Linked DNA regions of Mus musculus: region 1 is linked to region 2. The links are chromatin loops, found by intact Hi-C in ENCODE. Cell type or tissue: left cerebral cortex. All regions are shown on one strand. Each heading gives the region's core, and the rest is flanking DNA. Links, peaks and the distances in the headings are about the cores only. Region 1 overlaps Pcsk5 (proprotein convertase subtilisin/kexin type 5). Region 2 holds the start of Pcsk5 (proprotein convertase subtilisin/kexin type 5).

The links. Hi-C counts contacts between places; a loop is a spot of excess contacts. Peaks named below come from ENCODE experiments on the same cell type or tissue, not always from the same donor. Only the 100,000 strongest peaks of a DNase experiment are listed, where the experiment ranks them.
Region 1: it touches region 2 in a loop (2.2-fold over the local background); 2 of 42 quality-filtered maps call a loop at or near these places.

Annotation. Positions count from the first base shown.
Region 1 is chr19:17,763,344-17,774,408 of GRCm38, forward strand. The region is part of intron 2 of Pcsk5 (proprotein convertase subtilisin/kexin type 5); the gene reads right to left. Among named protein-coding and RNA genes, the nearest start is that of Pcsk5, 69 kb to the right of the region's middle. In left cerebral cortex, for the core only: a CTCF peak has its summit at 6,440; DNase peaks (open chromatin) are centred at 6,015 and 6,415.
Region 2 is chr19:17,830,513-17,841,577 of GRCm38, forward strand. Pcsk5 (proprotein convertase subtilisin/kexin type 5) reads right to left here and starts at 7,120. Exons shown (of 38, transcript NM_001190483.2): 1 at 6,443-7,120. The coding sequence starts at 6,640. In left cerebral cortex, for the core only: CTCF peaks have their summits at 5,279 (motif pointing left) and 6,777; DNase peaks (open chromatin) are centred at 4,698, 5,351, 6,056, 6,329 and 2 more places; H3K4me3 peaks cover 3,418 bases; H3K27ac peaks cover 1,534 bases.

The DNA of each region.
Region 1 (11,065 bases), core at 1,612-9,611, 67 kb before region 2:
ATCCAACTGGATATTTGTCAGTAGAAGACAGACAAGCGGCACATTTCCACCATGAAGCTTCCTTCTTTCATGCCATGTGCTATAAATGCCTGACCCTGAAGTCAGTTACATTACTATGATGGATACTTCACCTGGGGGCTCAAAGCTGGGGGAGAGATATTGAGGGCTGTCTCCAGTTCTTTCCATCCTCACCCCTCTATCCCTCCAAAGAACTCTACCTGGCATACTCAGAGCCTCGCTTGACACTGGGGTGAGAGCTGAACTTGCCCAGAGTTCCCAGAAGCACTTTAAGTTTGGAGACTTGAGAAGGGACTGTGAAGATTCTGGCACTGACAGGGGGAACTTCTTAGAGACTTCACTCTGGTGTGACACTTAGCAGCTTAAGGGGATTGAGGGACAGTCAAGTATGAAAATGTCACTACTGGCTAGAAGTAGAGGCTCTATTTAAAAGCAGGCAATTCAGCAGGTAAGGCCAGTGTCCCTGAGTTTCTCCAGCCCAGACAGAAACTATTCTGTGGTTTGCTCAGAGTGTGTACTCCATAAAGATGTAGAGAATATATGGATTTATTCACTGGTTTTCAGTAAACAAACAAACAAACAATAAACAATAGATCTGTCTTTTTCAGGCCCCTGAACAATCCAGGGAAAACATACTTTCCAGACTCTCAAAAGACAGGGAAAATAACCCCATGCCATTAAGAAAATTGATGTTTGAGTTCATGAATTTTGGTCACAGAGCTAAGGCTTGAATAACTATGTGGTCACTATTACTTTTTCCACGTATTCTGACTTCCAATGATAAATCAATAGATATACACCTTTTCACAAATACAGTGATTTGATTATTTGTGTGTGTGTGTGTGTGTTTTCAAAATGAAATCTTTCAACCCAGTACATTATTAGCATTATCCAACTCTTCCCAAGAGAACCTTCCTGTTCTGTTGAAAGACTGAGGCACAGCAGTTAAGTGGCTTGAACAGGTCACACATTGGAGTAGAACCCAATAAAGCAAATCCATGCCCAAATTATTGACCATAGAGCAGTGCCTCCCCTCCCCCAGAAATACTATCCACAGCTGATAAGGGATACATGGCTTTCCTCCTCTTTGAGACATCCCAACATTTCAGTGGCCACAGATGGACTAGTTGGTTTTGTCGAGGACTCTACTAGAGGCTTTGGCAGCAATAAACAAGGAAAAAAGGAAAGAAAAGTAAGCAGAGAATGGCATCCACTTGAGCTTGTATATTGCAGGCAAGGAGTTTGAGGGGTCCTAAGTCACTCAGCTATGAGCACTTTCAAATGGGTTAAGAGACTTATTTAGTGTGCAAATGACACAAGAGTTACCTGTTGAATGGAAAGTAAAAATCTGACACATGCAAAGAGATTCCTAGGCATAGACTTGGCATTGCTGACAGAAATCCATTCTCCCTCAAGGGCATTTTTTAACTTGTAATTTAAGAGCACATAAAGTTCAAGGCCTGAAGATTTTCCAAATTAAAAATAAAACAAAACAAAACCCCTTAGAACTAGAATCCTTAGTTACCCAGCTGCTCTGAGCTAGGCAGAATCAACAAGATGAGACAGATAGACAGGGCAGACACAGATTATACGAATTAGGTTCTAGGGTACCTGGGCTGAGAAATCGTGTTCAACCTCTGAAAAGCAGGATGACCTCATCAAGGTCACTTAACCTCTGTGCAAAAAATGAGCAAGACAACTGACTGTGAAGACAAATCCAGTTGATTCCCAGCAAACCCTGAGGACACCTCCTGGCATAGCAATCTGCCCCAGGAAAGCATGGTGAGGTACTGTGTGCCAAGCTATGCTGACCATGGAGTGCACGTCTTTAATTAAGCCAAGAGACACAGACTTGAGTTGGCTGCTCAGCTGGCCAGGGTATGACAATGAAGCTGGCCTTAGAGACAAAGTCAGAAATTAAGAGACCTGTGTCTACCCAGCCTCGTTCTGTCTGATTGCAGTCTTCATAGGTCTAAGCTGGGGGTGGAGCCAGATGAGTGAGAAGATTTGAGCAAAGCCAATCATCACTCTGGACCATCTCTCTCCACTTGCAAATGAGGCCACCTCCTGCAGGAGGTGCTCTGCTTCAAAGACAGTCCCAAAGCCCTGTTAGAAGGGTTCCATTAGATCCTTGACACTTTTTGACCCACATGGGCTACTCCTAAGGCAAGATACAGTACCATCTAAGAACTGGCATTTAGATTATTATTATGAAGTAGCTAGATATCAGCCCACACCTTTAATCCAAGCAGTCAGGATGAAGACACATGTAGCTCTCGGCCTGGAGAACATAGAAAGTTCTAGGCCAGTGTGGCTACACAACGTGACCCTGTCTTGAAGAAAAACAAAAACAAAACTGAGAACAGCAAAGAAGAGATGAATACAGTAGTTACCAAGCAAGTATAAAGACTGGAGTTTGGATCCTCAGAACTGATATGAAGTTGGCTACAAAATCAGACATGTGTAATCCCAGTGCTTCTAAAAAGAGATGGTTGCAGAGAGAGGCACAAGAACTGCAAGAAGCTTGCCAGCCAGATAGCCTAGCATATGTAGCAGGGAACCACAGACCCTCCCTCAGACAAGGTGGAAAGTGAGGGCCTATACCCAAGACTGACTCTAACTTGCACACAAGTGTCACAACATGACACTTCTGAACTTACACACGTATATACATACATACTATGTGTATATACATGACAAAATATCCATGTTAATTTTCACATTTGTTTTGTGAAAACAAGCCACCTACTTTTTCTCCTTTTTGAAGAGGAATCAGCAGTTGCCCTAGAATGAGCATTGGTGCTAATTTTGAACTCAGGTGTGGGAAGGCCATGGTGACACTCCACTGGAGTACATTTCCAGGGAGTCTGCAGAGAGAATCCGAAGAACACAAACTTCTTGGAGATTACCAAGGCCACATCATGTACCTATGATGTCTATGCTAATGTAAATAATTAAATAATAACACTGCATAATTATTCCACAACATTTATCTAATGGTGCTGACCACCTACTTGGAGAACTGATAAATCTGGGAGGTAAACCAGATGAGAGTCCTTTTCAGCATTTCCAAAGCCAAAACCTTAACTTGGATTCATTTGTTCATAACCTGCTTCTTAACACCTTTAAGAAGCTCTGAGCTGTATTTCCTTATAGCTTGATTCTCCCTTATTTAATGTTCCTAATCCTAGCATGTTTTCTGTCAGTGAGGCGCTTTCTGTTCACTCCATGCTTATTTCTACTGCAGCCATCACTAAAAGCACTTTGATCATTTACCTGTCCAGCTTCTTCATGAATCATACACCCTAAGAAGAAAGGGAGTATGTTATTACTTTTGTGTCTCTGGCCTTTGATGGACAACCTAGATGATAACACAGGCACACCGTATTTGCTGAATTGATCAATTTACCAGTTTACACAGGAAGAATATTGAATATAGTAAGGCTTACATTCAAGCCCTTACATCAGCTGTCCAGACTCTAAGACCAATTGTTTTTCAGACCTTTTATGATATAGTTGTTCCTTACAAATTCTTCAGATCAACCTAATTCAACACCCATTCATAAATGTCCTGTTTGATGCTAGGCACTACTCTGGCAATGGTGTTGTACTGAAATACCTCTGGCTTCCTAGAGTTAGGAAGAAAATTTGGCCAGACAATGGGTCCAGAAGATGTACCTCTGTCTATTTAGCCTTTAACTAAAATGGTGATTTTTGCCTTGGAGATATTCGTAGTCTTGTAATATACCTTAGCAACCTTACTACAAGGTTTACTCATAAGCATGTACAGCTAATTTTGCATGTCAAGTTGACTAAGCTGAGACTATCTAGATTATTACCTCTGGTTGTACCATGAGACCAGTTCTGCACACTAGTGTTTGAGTCTATAGATTCAATCAAAAGAATGCCTGGCCATGCCTGAGTGAATGGGTACCACTTAATCTATCAATGACCTTAAAAGACAAAAGATCAGAGAAGAAAGGCCATTCCTTCTGTCTTCAGAGCTGGGGCATAGATGCTAAGGTTTCTTTCAGCTCTTGGGCAGGGGTTTATCCTAGTGACTCCCTGGCTTCTCAGACATTTGGAGTGGTAGTAAATCACCAGCTGTCCTGAGTCTATACCTAGTAAAGTGCAGGTTATGAGGCTTTTTGGCTTCCACAATCAAGGTGCCAGGTTCTCCTCCATAGTCTCATTCCTTAAACACATTTGAGGTACCTGTTTTCTCTGAAGACCCTTGGCTAACACAGCACTCTACAATGATCTGTGAAGGACCTCAGCTGGTAGCCTTTTGCTTTCTATAGCAGACTCTGCTTTTTAGGTGGGAATCTTAGTGATCCTCCAGGGCCCACCTTTTGTCTTCAAGTGAAGAACTTGAATCAAGGTGAACAATTGTACGTGCATGATAGAAAACCCCTACGCCTTTCAAGATAGCTCTTTGACCCATATTCTACTACCATTTCTGTCTAACACTTGAGCCTGGGATTTAGCCAAAAGGGATTAACAATCCTATGTGTAAAGGCAAGAAAAAAATTAAAATATGAAAAATAAACCCTGTCTTCCTAAAATGATTTTATTATGGGGCCCTTTGGAAATATACTGCATGTACACAGCAGATGCACAGTGAACGCATGATTAGTTTGTGAAGCTGAAATGAACCATACATTAACAATGGCATTCGTCAAGCTGAAATTCTCCTGATGTTAGTCATTCATTGGCATTTGTGTATTTATTCCATATGCATGCCATAAATATGCAAACATTCAGTAGCCATCAAGTATCATAGACAAATGCTACCAGGTACTGAGCATATCTTCTAGGCTATATGAAGGACACAGTTCCGGTGGGGCCTGCTACATACACTGGAAATCACTGCAATGTTGGCAGGTTTTTATTTCTGTGCTAACTCATTGCTTTTATATCAAGGTGTCTTTAATATATTTGAGTACACTGAGAGAATACTGAAAGAAAGTTGTAAGAACATTCCCCAAATCCTTGACTACATTCATCAAGAAATGTAAATATTCACTGCCTTGTGTGGGTGGGGGATCTCTGTAAAAGAAAAAAAAGTACTACAATAAAATGAATTATTTGAACCCCAACTTGCTTGATGAGCCTTGGTAATAGACTTTTACTCAGTTAAGGGCTGACCTACATAAATATGGGTTTTAGGGTAGATTTTTTTCTGTTATCTAAGACCGGCCCATCTTAAACCCATATATGCAACTAGGAATGCTGTCACAAGACAGTGAAACATTAAGCCAGCCAGTGTCATTGGATTTGTCCACAAAGAACCACAATGGGATACAAGTACTAAATTTTCATCACATTTAATCCTCTCAGTGGAAGAAAAGGTTGGATATTATTTCCATTTTCCAGATTAAAAAAAAAAAGGTAGATTCAGAAATGTTAACTGATATAACTATAAAGATATAAAACTATCTGATGTAAATCCACTTCTAATTAAGGCTGTAGTTCTCTCTCTCTCTCTCTCTCTGTCTCTCTGTCTCTCTGTCTCTCTGTCTCTCTGTCTCTCTCTCTCTGTCTCTCTCTCTCTCTCACACACACACACACACACATACACACACACACACACCTAAAAAACAAAACAACCCCCCCACAAAACCCCAAAAACCTTCTTTAATAAAAAACTAAAATTGGACTCAACAAATGTTCATATACTACCCCCAGCATCTGCCAGGTATGAAGTCTATAGTTCCTTATGTTGGTCTAGAACCAAAACAAACAAACAAACAAACAAACACAACAAACAAACAAGCAAAAACATAATGTCATGATGCTGCATGTGGTAGACACTGTCAACAAAATGATTCAGGGGATGAGACCTCTAGATCTTTCCTCCTTCCTAAACACAAAGGCTCCTCAGATTTTTCACTGTAAATTGCTAGAATTAGAAATTTGAGAATAATTTTAGAGGAAAGCTGTGATTTTCATGGGTTTGCCAAAGTCGGCTGTCTGAAAGAGCCAAGATTATGTTATTTTCCCGAATGGTATGCTAGTAGATATTCCCAATTGGCTGTGCTGAGTAAAGTCTCCCTAAACACTAACCTCTGAGCCTACTCTGATCATCTAACTTTAATTTTAAATAATAAAAAAGCAAAAGCAATAATGGATACAATGCCAGCAACAATTTAGCTTCAATTTATTGAGTACTTTAATCCCCATAAAGAGTCCTAGGACTTTGGTTAGCATCATGTAAATGACATCATTATGAAAGGAAACTGGACTCAAACAAACATTGGCTTTTTTGCCCACGTTCCCACAGCTAGTAATTGGCAAGGCTGAATTCAGACAAGACTTCACTTCAGAGCCTGTGTGATTAACCATCACACATGCCAGCTCTGATGAAGCAAGACAGGATGAAGTTCTAGACATGTGGGAAGCCCACTGAGACTCTGCTGCCACCTAGCATCTCCATTGATGCCACTTCAGCTTTTGCCAGCCAGTCAGGTGTAATGTCTTCAGCTCCCTGACACCTGCTGATGTCGCCACTGCCAACAGATGGACCAAATTATGTGATCTCACCCCAAATTCTGGTTTTTGGCTAGCCCTCAAGTCTCCACTGAGAGCTCAATGAGTAAATAAAATTATCTATCCCAATGCACCAGGACCATTTCTAGGTTCAGAGGCATGGTGGAACTGGGCACAGAAAAAAACACAAATCACAATTTAAAAGCTATGTTATATATTCTGCTGCACAACAGCTGTCAAAAGGAAAGTGCTTTGATTCTTCTGGAAGAACCACCCTGTCACATTCTAACCCTCAACATCCAGCTGGCTTTAGGGTGATGAATCTGGCAACAAGCTCTCACTCCATGTGGTCCCTGATTGCCTAGCTCTCTCGCCCAGATGGATCCACACTTTCAATTTACTATGCCTTGCCCCGGGCAGAGCACCTTATTCCTAGCCTTCTTTTGACTTTGAGGCCAAGGATCGCTACACACCTACCATTTAAGGTTGTATTAATCCTAAAGAGAATTTTTGACTGATAAACTTTTCATCATGCCTCCCAACCATGTGCGCCCATAGGTCCAGCTCAGCCATACCCAGTGAGTCTTCTTGAACATTCTAAACATAGTCCCCCACATCCAATTATTCAAGCAGTAATCCATATATTTGCTTGCTTGTACTTAGCAAAATGAAGATTATTTATGCCTATTTTTCATCCCTTCTTTGAATGCCTAGTTTACCCCTGGTGGGTTAGCAACCTTCCAGGCACAACATTAGGAAGTGCACGGTTAGGGACATTGTAGATAATTAATTCCTGAACCAGTGCTAGTCAGCAAAAAAGAGAATATAAGCCACATGTCATTTTAACTTTGCTAGTAATCACATTTATAGAAAATAATCAAGTGAGATGACTAGTAATATTCTTTAGTTAACTCAATACATCCAAAATATCATCACCTTAATATGTAAGCAATATAGAACTCATTAGTGAGACCTATTCTGGTACCAAGTTTTCAAACTTAGACATTCATTTTACACATAGCACCTCTCAATTTGGGTGCCAAATTTCCATTAGAAAACTTTCTTTGAATTTAGATTTCATGAGACATTGAAATAATACATTCACATGTCCAACTGTGTCAAATGTGCCTAAACATTTCCTAATAACAATCAAGTCAGGTTTAAAACATAGAGGCAATGAAAATAAGTAAAATTAAAACTCCAGTTTACCTCAGTTGTTCTAGCTATGTACCAAGTACACAATGGCTCCATGTGACCAATGACAGATGTCCTTGAGAATCCAACTTGAATGATTATGTGAGAAAATAAATTTAAACTATCAATATTTAATGAAGTAATTGTAAAGAATATGTTGGTAATGCTGACTGATTAAATGGCCTTAAATTTCTTGGATTTCTCTCTGGTGCTTTAATCACATTTTGCAGCAGTGGAATCTTGTGTTCTTCACATGGAGAGTGTACAGGTGAGGCTGTAAAATGGTGCCAAATGCAGTTGGGAGGCCTGAACTTCAGACTCAGCTCAATCATCAGGCCTCAATTCAGTCTAATAACAGCGATAGCTTCTACAAGAGTGGACACTTAGTTCTTCTGTTTGTTGTTGATGCACCATTTGAACCCTCCCCACTTTTAAATCCATGCAATTGTTTATTTATCTCCATTGCCCTCATAGGACAGGCATGAACTTGCTGGTGGACAGACCTTCACTTACCATAGATAAGGTCGACCAGATGTCCCACATTTGACTGGAAGGACTATGTCTCAAATTAAAGCTCATGTTCCCAGATCACCTGTTTAGGAATATTGTGATTTTTATAGTAGAACTGTAATCCTAGCAGGTAATCAGATGGACACTGTCTCGAGGGAATGAACAGAAAATAATGGGAGGCCCAGGATGGCTACTGCTCAAAACTGGCTTCCTTTTTCATGTATATAATTTTTAGAAATAATAAAACAGGACCAGTCTTGTGACAAATAAAAAGCATAAACTAGCCTGAATATCGAGATTTAATTTGCAATTTTTGGAGTTTCAAAGTTTCCTCTGGTCTTTTTTATTACTCATGCCCCTCTCCTCACAACCATGTTCCCTCTGTTTCCATGATTATTAAAATTAGTTTCCTTCTCTGATAATTTCCACCCCCACCCCATTTCCTTTCAAGGATTAACTGCCCATGGAGCTTTGGATATTTCACTCAGTCAGAAGCCTATACACTATTGGCTGCCCTGACCTCTGGTGTTTCAGACTAATCCTATTCCCCTGTCTTTCATTTCCTCTTCAATTCCCCAGCTTGTTAAAATGCCAAGGTTGTGCTGATTGACTCTCCTGACCTATGATTTAAGAAATGGAAGCAAAGAAAGCAGGATTTCTATTTTATTTTTATTTTATGGCTGAAAAAGAACCCTGGATCAACATTATTTTCTCAACCTCCCTTACTGCCCAAATCTGTGCCTTACATACAGACAGTGATAAACACATCTTAAAGTGCAGAAGTAAGATTATAGAAAGCGTGGACAAGACAAAATCTTTTATTCTGAACTATTGAGAATCTAGAGGTTATAATAATCCCCGTGAGGGCTTTAGACTGTTTAAATGAGTCAGTTCATGTAAAGGACTTAGAATTACCACACACTCACTGAATAGGTAAATAGCATGGTCCTTCTCCATTCCTTTCGCATCTTCAGTTCTCTGCTATATGAAGCAAATTATTGTGTCCAGCTCATGGACAGCTCCCAACAATCTTTTCAGTTGACCAGTCTGATATAAGGCCAGCTGAAGTTGAGTTCCATGAGAATTTCTAAGTGTCTTAGTTAGGTTTCTATTGCTATAATAAGCACCTTGACCAAAAGCAACTTGGAACGCAAAGGGTTTATTTCATCTTATAACGTATAACCAATCCATCATGAAGGGAAGGCAGAGCAGGAACCTGGAGGCAGGAATATGAAACAGAGGGCATGGAGGAATGAGAAATACTGCTTACTGACTTATTCCACATGGCTGGCTCAGTTTGCTTTCTTATACATCCCAGGATCATCTGACCAGGGATGGGACTGCTCGCAGTGGGCTAGGCCCTTCCACATAAATCATTAATCAAGAAAATGTCCTAAACACTTGCTGAAAAGAATGGAGGCATTTTCTCAATGTGAGATTCATCTTCCCAGATAACTACAGCTTGTGTTTACAAAAGTCCACAATACTAAGTTTCATCTCCAAATATCTGTATTCCCACAGTTGCAAAGCTCTGTATGTCCAGCTGCATTGGGATATGTATTACCAGACATGGGTACAAGCTAAGCAAGAAGTTAAGTGTATTAGAGCATGTTATTCCGGGGAGGATGCATCAAATTCTATGTGTAGCTCATGCAGCAGCTTCTTCTAATACAAACAAGATATTGTACATCATAATATGATGATGCCCTGAGCAAGCATGCTGAGGTGCAAGCTTATGCATGTGGACTAGGTAAGATTTTATTATACAATTCTGGAGATAGCTATGCCATTACTCCATATACACACAGCTCAACTGCATAATGACATATGGTGACACAGTGCCTTTTTGTCACATCTGAAGCATTTCCAGTCTCCTTCTAATGGTCTTGTGCCACCTCAACTGTCTTATTCATTAACTTCTGCTCAGGAACTGCTTAATAGTTTCCTCTCCTCTAAGGCACTCTGCATTCTACAATTATACTATACTCATACGCCTTCATCCTCAGTGTGCCTTCTGAGGATGTTATGGGATCAATCCTTTCATGGATAGCAATAGCATGCCCAAGACATCAGGGTCTATGTCTATCTTCCCTGTACTACCACCCCTCTGCTAAATCCCAAAGTAAATACTGAAGGTTGGTTGGCTGAATGAATGAATGAATATAGTTTTTGAGTATATAAGGTTTCTTTAGTAAAAGTTCACCTCTGAAACCTTCATAGTCCTCCTCCTCACTAATGACAGCCATTTGTTGTAGAAGAAAACTTTTGCTCATAGAGCTGAAAGCCTCTGCACAAGTGTTCACTGAGAGAGACAGAGGGACAGAGGGAGGGGGTGGGAGAAAAGCAGAGAGAGAGAGAGAGATTCTAATTCTAAGTAAAAGGCCTAGCATGTTCTAGGAAAAGCTCCTCAAATGCACTATCCTGCATGATCTTCAAAACAGTGCTACTGTGTAGAAGCCAAAAGCCCAGAGAGCCACGATGCCATGAGTCTTCACAAGCAGACACCCGTGTCCTGAATGCATTCTTTGGCCTTTAGTGCTCATTTCCTTCCTTTGAACCAGGCTGTCTCCAAGTTTTAGTGAATAGATACTCTCTGGTACTCAGAAAACAGAATTTCTTCCATCTGTTGCTTACAGTTGGGAGGGGCAGGCCAATTGCTGTTCAGTATACAGAGTAAAGTGTTCCAATAAACCCACTCTGCCCCTGAACTCTGTTCCAACTGGGTCAGGAGCTGCATGAGGTCAGGTCCCAAATGCTGCAAGGAGTAGGTCAAAGGCTGTGTTCATCCCAGGCCTCTTTTACAGGGTCAGCTTCCCACCAGTCACCAGTTTTAAGCTAAACCATTTTCCATATT
Region 2 (11,065 bases), core at 1,874-9,873:
ACCTGGATTGTAAACACTACTAGATTAAACTCATTAATGTTTCTGTAATAAAACAAAAAGTGTTGTAATAAATGGAAGCTAATTTAGCTCAGGATAGGTTCTTCTATTTAAAAAAAAGTATAAACAACTTAAAATTCTGTAAAACAAACAAACAAACAAACAAACAGTCACCTGCTGCTTCCAGAACTATAGAGAGGCAGGTAGAAGGGTTTCAACTATTTGCCATGGTGTATTTAAGTGACATGGGTTGTGTCCTAGACACCTGTACAATATTCATTCATTTTCCTATGAGCAGAACCTGTTACTCTCTAGGGTCCTTATAGAACATAATGCTTCTAGTGCATTATTTTAGACAAATATTCATCTTCCCTATCAGTACTTTTGATTTTAGCAATCCCCCTAAATCGGCTGAGCAGTGGTGCCCTATTTTATAAATAAGGAACAGAGGGTCTGTTTAGTTAGCAAAAGAAAACACATACACACACACACTCACATACACATGCACACACATACATATACACACAGAGACATACATACACATATGCACACAGACACACTCACACTCCCATACACATATACACACACAAATATGCACACACTCATACACACGCACACATACACACACATATCTATACACACACACTCCTACTCTTGTTTCTTCGTGTTCTCACTTCTCTCTCAGGACTCACTCAAATCAATGCGCTTATTGATATTAATTGCTCTCCTTGGTACTCTCAGATGTAGAGATGCACATTATGGAAACTAATGAGAACACTAGACAAGTAATTTCACTCTTAAGTGTGTGCAATGTTTATTTTTATAAAAGCAAAAATAGACAAATACATAAACATCATTGCATGCGTGCATCTTCTAGCATGCATGGATGTCTGTAGGCATTCGTTTTTATCGCACAGGCAGCCCAGCCTGAATGAGCAGAGTGATGTGGTTGCAAGGCAAAAAGACACCTGGAGATGGTTCTGCCTTGGGGAGAGTCCAAGCTCTGCTGCACAGAACCTGAACCAACAACACAAATACCCCTCCCATCCCAAGGGGTGTTTCTGGGTCAGGACTCCCTTTCTCTGGACAGTTTCCCAGCATACTATGCTGCTTTTCTGGCTGACCTTTCAAGTTAAAACCTCTGGATACAAGCCCATGAAAGACTGTGATAAGGGAAATTCAATGGCTTTGGGGCTCACAAGAGGAAAAAAAAAAGGAAAGAGAGAAAAGATTTTCAAAAATTTGAACAGAACCCCAAAGGACTCATATAAGCCATTCTTTGTCTATGAGGCTATTCCAGAACACACACACACACACACACACACACACACACACACACACACTCCATCATCATTAGGCCATGGTCTTTGATGGCTTTGTCCAGTAAAGATTTTCCTGCTCTGATTCAGTCTCACCTTAAGAATCAGGCATGTGAAAGCAGCTAACCAAGGCAGCACTAAGGTTGGGTGTGAAGAGCTACCCTGTGCAAGACCAGACGTATATCACCTCGGGACCAAAGTGGGAGTAACCATCCATTTATTCTCCTGTTTACAAAACACTTACAGGTTTACTAGAGAAACACAGTCCACTCGAGTACAGCTGATCAGGGTAGCCACATCCCCTATTTTTATGCTATCCATGAACACCCAGAAGTCCCTCTTCAACATTCATCAGTACTTAAGAATCCAATTATTCACAGGTCAAAATTAATCAGGAAATCAGGCAGCTCCATGACATCTTTGAGCAAGGTTCTTCCTGCTCAAGGTAATTCCCTGCTTATCTGAGAAGTCATCTGACTTTATCTGTATAAATAACATTTGTTTTTTAACATTTTAATTCAAGTAGGATTTAACATAATGTGCTAAGATAAAACACTTTATTATATAATTACTCTTCAGATATTTTCAGTTTCAGAAGGTATGTCATGTAGTCCAGGCTGTGCTCAGGACGACCTTGAAATATATATATATATATATCAATCACCCTGAACTTCCAATCCATGCACCACTATGCCCAATTTATGTGGTGCTAGGGACTGACCTCTGCTCTCTGTACAGTATTACCAGCTAAGCTACATCCCTAGCCCTTCTTCTTTACATACTGTCCCTTCCTTCCATCTCAAGCAAGCTTAGCCTATATTTAAGGCTACAACAAAGATAAATAAGAGAAGGTGGTACCCAACATCCAGGGAAATCAGCTCTCATGTTTTAAGTTTAATCTAAAACTGTTTTTAAACTGTCTTAACTGGTTAGCTGAAAGACAAAATCATTCTCCCTGTGTATAAAACCCACCTAACTTAGCCATAAAAAAAAAATCACTTTTCTGACATCTACATTTTGTATCTTCCATCTTAAAAATGTCCTTCTTTTGTATCTAATTAACATTTAGCTCTTGCTTATTTCAACATTCCTCCTCTGGTTCGAATCCAACAAACCTTTAACTGCAGGCGTATGTGCTGAGCTGAGCTAAGCAGTGCATAGTTAACTCACTCGATTATCTCAAGATTTATCACTTTACACATGAAGGCACAGGGGCGCCATTGAGTTCAATGACTCTCTACAGCCTTGTTCGTGGCTTCTGCAGTCTGCACACCCATATGTTCTCTGGGGCAGCCTCCTGTAAAGCAAATGCCCAGGATGGCTTCCATTTGGCTTTATCCTTGTGGAGACTTGCTCAAGACGTGCCATGGTTGCTGGTAAGTAAGGCTTCTATTGGTCATCTCACTCTTGGAATCAATGATGGTAAGGTAGTTCACAGAAGGATACATACAACACATACCCATTGCAAACCAACTCTTCACAAGAGACTTTCTCCCTGGATTCAAAAAACCAGAGATTAATTCCTCTCTGTATGGATTTATTCTACCTACAATTGATAATACGTATCTGATCTTACTCCTTTATATGTCGGTTCCCTGACCAGTACACTGTTAGCCCAAAGACTCAGAGAATAAAGGCTTCTTCTTTCTCAACCAAGCAGGCCAACAGCCATGCATATCTCCCACCTTTAGGCATTCCAATAGGGCAGCATTTCTCAACCTTCCTAATGCTGTGGCCCTTTAATATAGTTCCTCATATTGTGATGATGACTAACCATAAAATTATTTTCATTGTTCCTTCTTAAATAAAATTCTGCTACTGTTATGAATCATAATGTAAATGTCTGACACTTCTAATGGTCGTAAGCAACCCCTGTGAAAGGATGACTGGACTCTCCCAAAAGGGTTTGTGATCCACAAATTGAGAACCACTGTCATAGCAGCTGGCATTTCTAGATACTCCGGGGGTTTCTAGTAGGAGCTCAGCTTGTCGAATGCAGGCATCATAGAGCTGACATAGAAAACAAAACTTGATGTACTCTGTCTGACAAACTAGCAACCACTAACAATGGTTAGGGCTAGGCATCACGTCAGAATTTTATAGCATAGATCATTCACAAAATGGAAGCATGTTATGAAAACCAGGGAAGGATAATGCTGTCTCCATAACCACAAGCAAGAGAGTCCTCATCGCTGATTCCTCCCAGAAACCCTTTGTGTTTGTCTGTTTGCTTGCTTCTCCTGTTACTCGGAACATCCTGCCTTCCCTGAACAGGAAAGAGAACCTCCTAGGCTTTTCTGCAGAAATCTCCAGGCCAGAAATCTTAACTTTAATTGCTAACATACTACATAAAGCACTGCATTGATATTCTAAGTAGACAGTCAACATTGTAGCTTCAGTGTGGTGAAAATGTACTACCTTACTCACTAGACTATCATAGTGAAGACAGATAGACAGACAGACAGACAGACAGACACACACACACACACACACACACGTGTGTGTGTGTGTGTGTGTGTGTGTGTGTTCTAACTTGTGACACATGTGATAACACCCCCAATCCTCAGCACAACTGGGTAAAAATGTGAAAACATTCCAGAGACATTTGCAAATTATTTACTGCCCTAAGCCGAACCACATCTGGTTTATTGCTGGCTAGAAAGAATAACAAAAGGATGTGGAAAGTGTTAAAAGGTCAGTGCAGTAAAGGATGAAGAAGATAAGAAATACCTTCTGCCCTTACAGTGCCAGGATCTTACACACAAGAACTCAATTTACCACGCCTAAGTCTCAACCAAAGCTCATACCCCTTTGATCCACAGGGAAATGTTTTACACTGTACAATAGCAGATCTTTTTACATTAGTGATTGCATCAATTCAGCGGTCCTCTGTAACTACTGGGATGGCTGTATTTCCACATCAGGGTTGTAAAAAACTACATCAAATAGTTTTTTCATGTTACGTATATATAAACTTTCTTAGTATTCTTCTTAACATGAAAAGCTGTAGACCCTCACTATAAAGGCACTTGTAAAAAGTCTGTAGAGGCTATAGGATACTAACATGTTTACATGTTTAAAATGGATGAGAGAGGAGTTCTCTCTCCCCTCTAACTAGAGGCTGTGGGATTCTGAACTCTAAGCTCTATTCTGAGTCCAGGAGGACAGGAGTCTCTCTACCCTTCAAGTTAGAAGCATCCTAGTATTTCCAAGTCCAGGTCCTTTTAAACTAAATATTAGTGAGCCATGACTGGATATTTGCTTCCAGTGTACTGAGCTACCCAATCATTATTCAGGAGTATGGGAATTTTACTTGTTCCTTCTGCACATTGGGTGGAAGTATTCTCTAATTGGCAAGATGCACAGAAGAGCCAGCCTGAATCACAATCTTAGGTCCCTACTGTGGCTTTGTATGTGGGGATCAGCCTCCTGTCCCAAGCTCCTAATCTCTTGTTTGTCAATGTTGTTTCTGAAATTAAGAAATCAGTGTGATTTTGAGAACTTAGCCTCCCTAATACAACTGGCATAGAAGATGCTTAATGTTGGCTGAATTGAAAATGTCTCGTGAAAGATCAGAGATATGTTCTTTTCCCCTTACCACCACTGAGGGACATTCAGGGCTCAACTGTGAAAAGACCAGAATGGACTCAGGGTATCTTTCACAGAAGAGGTCAATAGAACTCCAAGAGGCAGTTCTCCTGCAGGTGATGGGCACTCTGGCAACAAAATCTGAATTCTTTAGGGGACCAAGGGAAAGAAAGGGTGGGGAATAGAACATAAGCTATGCCTTGCCCTGGTCTCAGTCCTCCACGGAACTGGCTTCTCTGGAATACATCCTCCCTACAGGAGGCAGGGTAAAGAGCAAGACCTTGCCAGCCCTCTTGTCCTCTGAACTCTCACAGCTGCTCCCCAGCTTGTTTCTAGAAGCAGGCACAGCAGCTCTGCTCCTGACCACTTCCCCCCAGTGGACAGAGCGAGGGCTGTCCAACCATCCCGCCATCGTAGGTGTGGAGTTCTAAGGAAACGGTTCTCAGAAACCATCTGTGCCCTCGTGCTTCAGCAGTATTAGTGGGCACCTTCCTGTCCCGCAGCCTTGAAGCACCGTGTGAACGCCCCCAAACGCCCCTAGGGCCCTCCCACCTTGGCTTTACTTTCAATTCTAGTCGCGTCAGAGCCGCGGCAGGGCTCCCTCCCTGGATCAGTTCCAAAGAAGTTGTGAGGTCCTTAGGAGGGGCATTTAACGGAGCCCTCTCCAGTCCAGTTTTTGGTAGGGACATGGGGAAGAGGACATTGAAATCCAGGCCATTTAAGCCAGAATACAAATCGGTGGCGCTGCCAAGGGTCCCATAAAATGTATTGGCATTTCCCTCAGCATGGCAAATCGAACGAAAACCCACCAAAGGCACCTCAGCAAAGCATTCCTGCCACACGCCACAACCGGGTACCCCAGGTTCCACGCCAGTAGAAGATTCCCAAGTTCCCGGAGCAGAACATTTCAGCCGCTTTCAATGTCTCCCAGGTTCCTCCCCACCCAGCTCCGGGGGCCCACATTTGGATCCTGGCCAAGAGAGGCAGCAGCCAGGACCCCCCTAAATCCGTGCTTCCCTCCCAGTGTCCCGCCCCCTTCCTCTCTCCCCACCACCTCCCTTCCAGACGCCGCACTCAAAGCCCTCCAGAGCACAGCAATTCTGTGGCCCAGGAGGTTAATCCAGGCTTTTCTCTCCCAGTTAGAACCAGGGGCGTTCTCACTCCTTGGCCTCCAAAAGTCTCAACCTTCCCTGCCACAGCCACTCGCAGGGCTATTTCCTCAAGCTAAATAGCGCTTCTGGACTTCCCAGGTCCAAAGGTCCAGGCGAGTCTCAACCTGTCCAAGGGCACTCCATATTTTCCACAGACCCTACCTGTCCCTCATTGCTTGTAAAAACAAATTAAACAGAGATCCCAGCAACTTCGGGGCATGTGTGTGACTGTGCAACGAGCGCGTTGGAGAGAGCATCGCCCTAGAGTTCGGGCCACAGCTGCAGAAGCACATCTGGAAAAGGGGGAGGGGTCGAAGCGGAGGGGACAAGAAGCCCCCAAACGACTAGCTTCTGGGTGCAGAGCCTGTGTCACCGGGGGTTGGTTACCTGTCCTACGTTGATGAATCCGTACTTGCTGGCTATGCGATCTGCCTCCGCGAAGCCGCCGGCGATCTTCACTGCCCAGTGGTTGGTGTAGACGCGCGTCCGGCATACCGGGAGCAGACAGCCGGCGAGCAGTGCCAGCACGCACAGCAGGTCCCGCCGTCCCGGGCGGCTGCAGCGGTTCCCCCAGTCCCAGTCCATGGTCCCGACGCTTCGCCGCCTTCGCCCGCCCGCTGGCTCGCGCGCTAAGCAGCGCGCACAACTAACTTCTCCGGCCTGGGCCGGCGGGGCGCGCAGCCGGGAGCGGTCGGTAGGAGGCTGAGAGCCCGGGAGCAGAGCAGAACAGCTAGCCCCTCTCAGGCTCTTAGACCATGCCTGGGGCAGAGGGGACGGGGTGACGGGCTCTGGGCCGGCGGGGCGTTGAGCGATCGCTCCCCGGCTTGCACGGGAGGCGGCGGAGTGGGACTGGAGCCTCCGCCGCGGGCTCTCCCGGCTTTGCTCTTGGACTCTTCGTTTGCCTCTTGCTCCTCTCCGGCCCTGGAGCTCCGTGGAAACGACCGGCCGGAGCGCAAGCAGCGGCCGGGCGCCCCCTCTGCTGAACCCGGCTCCAAGCGCTCGCTCGCTCGCTCGCCCTCTCGCTGCGCTCCCTCCGGCTCCGAGCAGCGCGCCGGGACTGTGAGTGGCGACGGCAGCGGCGCCCGCTCCGCATAAATGACTCCCCCGCCCCCCGGAGCACCCCTCCTTTCCCACATCTCCCTCCTCCTCTACTCCTCCGCCCTCACGAGCGGGGCCTCAGCCAGGAGCCACCCAGGTCCTAGCGCCTCCCTGTTCTCCCTGCTGTAAACTCCAGGGTCGGGCCAGTGAAGTCCTCTCCCCAAAGGGCTGAGAGGAGAGTGCCTCCGGAGTCTTGATTTCTATCCTTTTTATTCCGCCGGGCTGCATTTGAATTAATTTCCCGTTACTCTGGAAAGTCTAAGATTTACAGGATAATGAGAGGGAAGTATGGGCAAAGATTCATTCATCCCGGCGCTAAACGCCCAGGACTGAGCATTTTAAGGTCACTCCTGTCTCAATTTCAAAACAAATATCGAGATTTTCACTTCACTAATTCTTTATGCTTTTCAGTAACTGTTTATTTTGCGCATTCTGCTCCCCGGAGAAGCTGTCACACAGGACAGTTAAGTATCATTCACTCTTACAAAAGCCAAAGCCAAAAGTCTGTCGCCTGTTGACTTGGGAGATCAGCCATTCTGATACTCAGCAGCAACATCACAGGAGGGTGAAATCCCTGCTTAGAGCATGGAAAGATATTTCTATGAATATCTACAGTACTAGAGAACGGATAAGTGTGGGTTCCAAGGGAGCGGCCATTCGGTCATTCGTTTCTGTGTCCTTATCTCCAAGGGCTTCATTTACCTCAGCAAGGAGAGTTTTCCAACTTTCCAAGTATGTCACCAGAGCAGAGGGGGAGAGTAATATAAAAAGGACCACAGAGGAAGTCAGATGAAATGCCACCAAGTCTGCGTTAAAGTACCATGACTTCAGACACAACAGGGAATGGTGTCTGGCCTTCTTCAGACTTCTCTAACCACCTTGTCTTTTGCAGGTGAGGGGCCAAAGAGTAGTTTCTTGTAAAAAGAAAAATTGGTCTTTATGAAATGGTTTGCCTAACCTTAAAAGAAGCAGCTGTCCGAAGCCCTCACATCCTATCCCTCTCCTCTTCCAATCCCTTGTCATTCTTCCTAAAGACTAGTTGACTGTGTCTGAGATTAACCCATCTCAGGATGATTTAACTGTCTGAAGGATATCTGCAAGCTTAAATCTACTAGCACCTTGGAGCATAAATTTTATAGATTTTGCATATTGTATAAATAGATTATATTTTTTTTCTTTCAAACAAATTCAAATAACAATGCCCATACATTACAGATCAAGAGGTAGATGAGAAAAGCAGATACATGCTGCAGAAAGGCATGCATTCTATTGATTTATTTATTTGGCTAGTTTAACACATCTGTTTCAAGGGCCTGGTCTATGATTCCTATCAGATTGTGCTGGACATAGTCGGGGGTGGGGCACAAAATATTGGTGGAATTTAGGCTCAGAATTCTCTAAAGAAAATGCTCATTGTTACTTGGCATTATTTTTGTAAAGAGAGAAACCTAGGCATTTTGCTTGGCTCTAGAGTCCGTATAGTCTGGCTACTGGCCAGTCCCTTTGGACAGACCTCTTACCACCCCTCTCAACCATAGATTCCAGAGTAAGGGGGCAGGGAGGGAGGGAGGGAGGAAGGGGAGAGAGAGGAGGGAGAGGGAGAGGGACAGGGACAGGGACAGGGACAGGGAGATTTGCTAATTGCCAGGGTGACCATCTGCATCCATGCTATTAAAAGTTGCTGAATTCCAGATAGAACAATCAGAGTTAACTGATGATCTAAATCTCAGCACATATGTAAGAGACAGAATTGCATGGATTTGTTCTCGGTTGGGCAAGAGAGCATATCTGAACTTGATCAACAGCAAGAGGATGGTCCCAGTACAAAGTACTTTGAGAGTCAAGCTTGAGACATGGCCTGTAGATTTCTCTCTAGGATTCTGGAAATCTATCAACAGCACACACACACACACACACACACACACACACACACACACACACATGCACTTTGAAAGCCATGTTGCCTCTGGGTTTGAATTGTGGATTAAGTAAAGAGAAATGCCTGAGTCTCCTGGAAGCTAAAACCTTTTCCCCCAGGATAACAAATTGCTCATTACTAATTTTTCTATGATGTATTTATCTTTCTTTTCCACTAACATTCTTGCTTTCTGCAAGTGTCTTCTGTTTGACATACCCAATTATAATGAAGGTATGAGTTGGGGAGAATCACTCAGCCAATTCTCACATCAAGGTTTAGTGTCTTAAAGGGAGGGGTCTTCCCTTTTGATATAAGTGTATTTAAAAGAGAAAACCCAGCTGGTGAGACAGCATTTACCACTAAGCCTGATTAAAAAAAAAATAGAAAGAAGATATCTCTATCTGTCGATAAAGAAACTTCCTCCTGAGTTAAGAGTCTTCATTAGCTCCTTAGCTTCCTTGAATGGAGTCTCCTTTGGCCAAGAATGCAACTTTCAGATAAGGACTCAGGGCTACAGCAAAGGGATGCATGGCTCTGGCACTTTAGGTATGCTAGTTATGACAGTCAGTCTTATCATAAATACTCAGAAGCCAAAGGGCAGTGGGGGAGGGGTAGCTGATGGCATGGTGGTGCCAAAGCCATTGCTGACATTAGACAAGATGTCCAAATTAAAGCTTTGGATAAAAAAAAGAAGTAACATCTCAAGGTTTGACATCTATGTTCCCTCTATCACTGCCATACAGCATGAAATGAGACAGTTTTACGTGTTTACCCTGTTTTATACCTAGTAAGTTACGACTTGACAATGAGGCTTCACTGGTGTTTGGCCTCTTTGCCAAGGTCCCTTACAGCTCTAAAAGAATCCTTAAGTGAAATCTAAACAGCAGAGAAGAAGTCCACTAAAATGCACAAGAACCCCATGAGGGCGTATCTTGACCTCGAAAACTGAAATTATTCTAGGAAGAGTTTGCTTCATTTCTACCTCAATGAAAATTAACCTTTAAAATTACTTCTAGGTTTAAATTTGGTAATTCAATGATAAATTCATAATAGGTACTTTGGAGCCAACCAAGGGGAAAAATGTGGCTAGATTTTTTACAGCTCAGCGGCAGAGTCACTGAGTCACGTGATCCCAAACAGCTTTCCGATATGTGAAATTCAGGAATAGCAATAAAAATTCATCAGATTTAATAATGGTAATAGTAATAAGTTATGCAAATAAGCCACATTTATTAGGCATTTGTTATATGCTAGGCGCAGAGCCAAATATATTTCAAGTCCTAGTGTCATTCATTAGAACATCAAAGTTGAAGGAGAAATTAGATAGCACATTGTCCAATTTTACTTAATAGATAAAATCATGGAGTTCAACAGAAAGCCATTTTTGATGATAGTAATCTAATTGGAGAAGAATAAGTTAGGTGGATGAATAACACAAATAAAACAGGAAAAAGACTGCTCAGGCCAAAGATGGTAGTGTTCTGTGAACCAAGAATTAACATGAACCTAATTTACACAGGCTGGTGAAACAAATTCTATCAGGTAAACAGAAATCTGACTGCCCCTTTCTGATGTCTCGATGCTGAACTAACACCACTTAGAGATAGGATCCATGATGCATAGTATCCCCAAGACAAAGGTTCACTCAAAGCTTGATGTCACATTTACCGCAGAAAAGTATGTTCTGTGACCTTAAGGGGGATACATCCTATAGCCTTAGGCAGCCTGAGTATGTCTTTAAGTTGATTTAGATGGGCATTGCTGACCACCTTCTCTGTATTAAAGCCTGCAATGACAATCTGGTCCTCAGAAAGCTTTCAGTAGTGATACAGTTTTATGGTACTATCTATAGATCCCCCCCCCTGCCCTGAACTTAATAATACTTCCTGCAGTCCCTTCAGATTCTACTTTAACCTGTATGATACTGGGTACTCAGCCTATCTAGGTTTAATTTGCCTTGAAGAGAACAGTGTGTCCAACTTGCTATGCCTTGG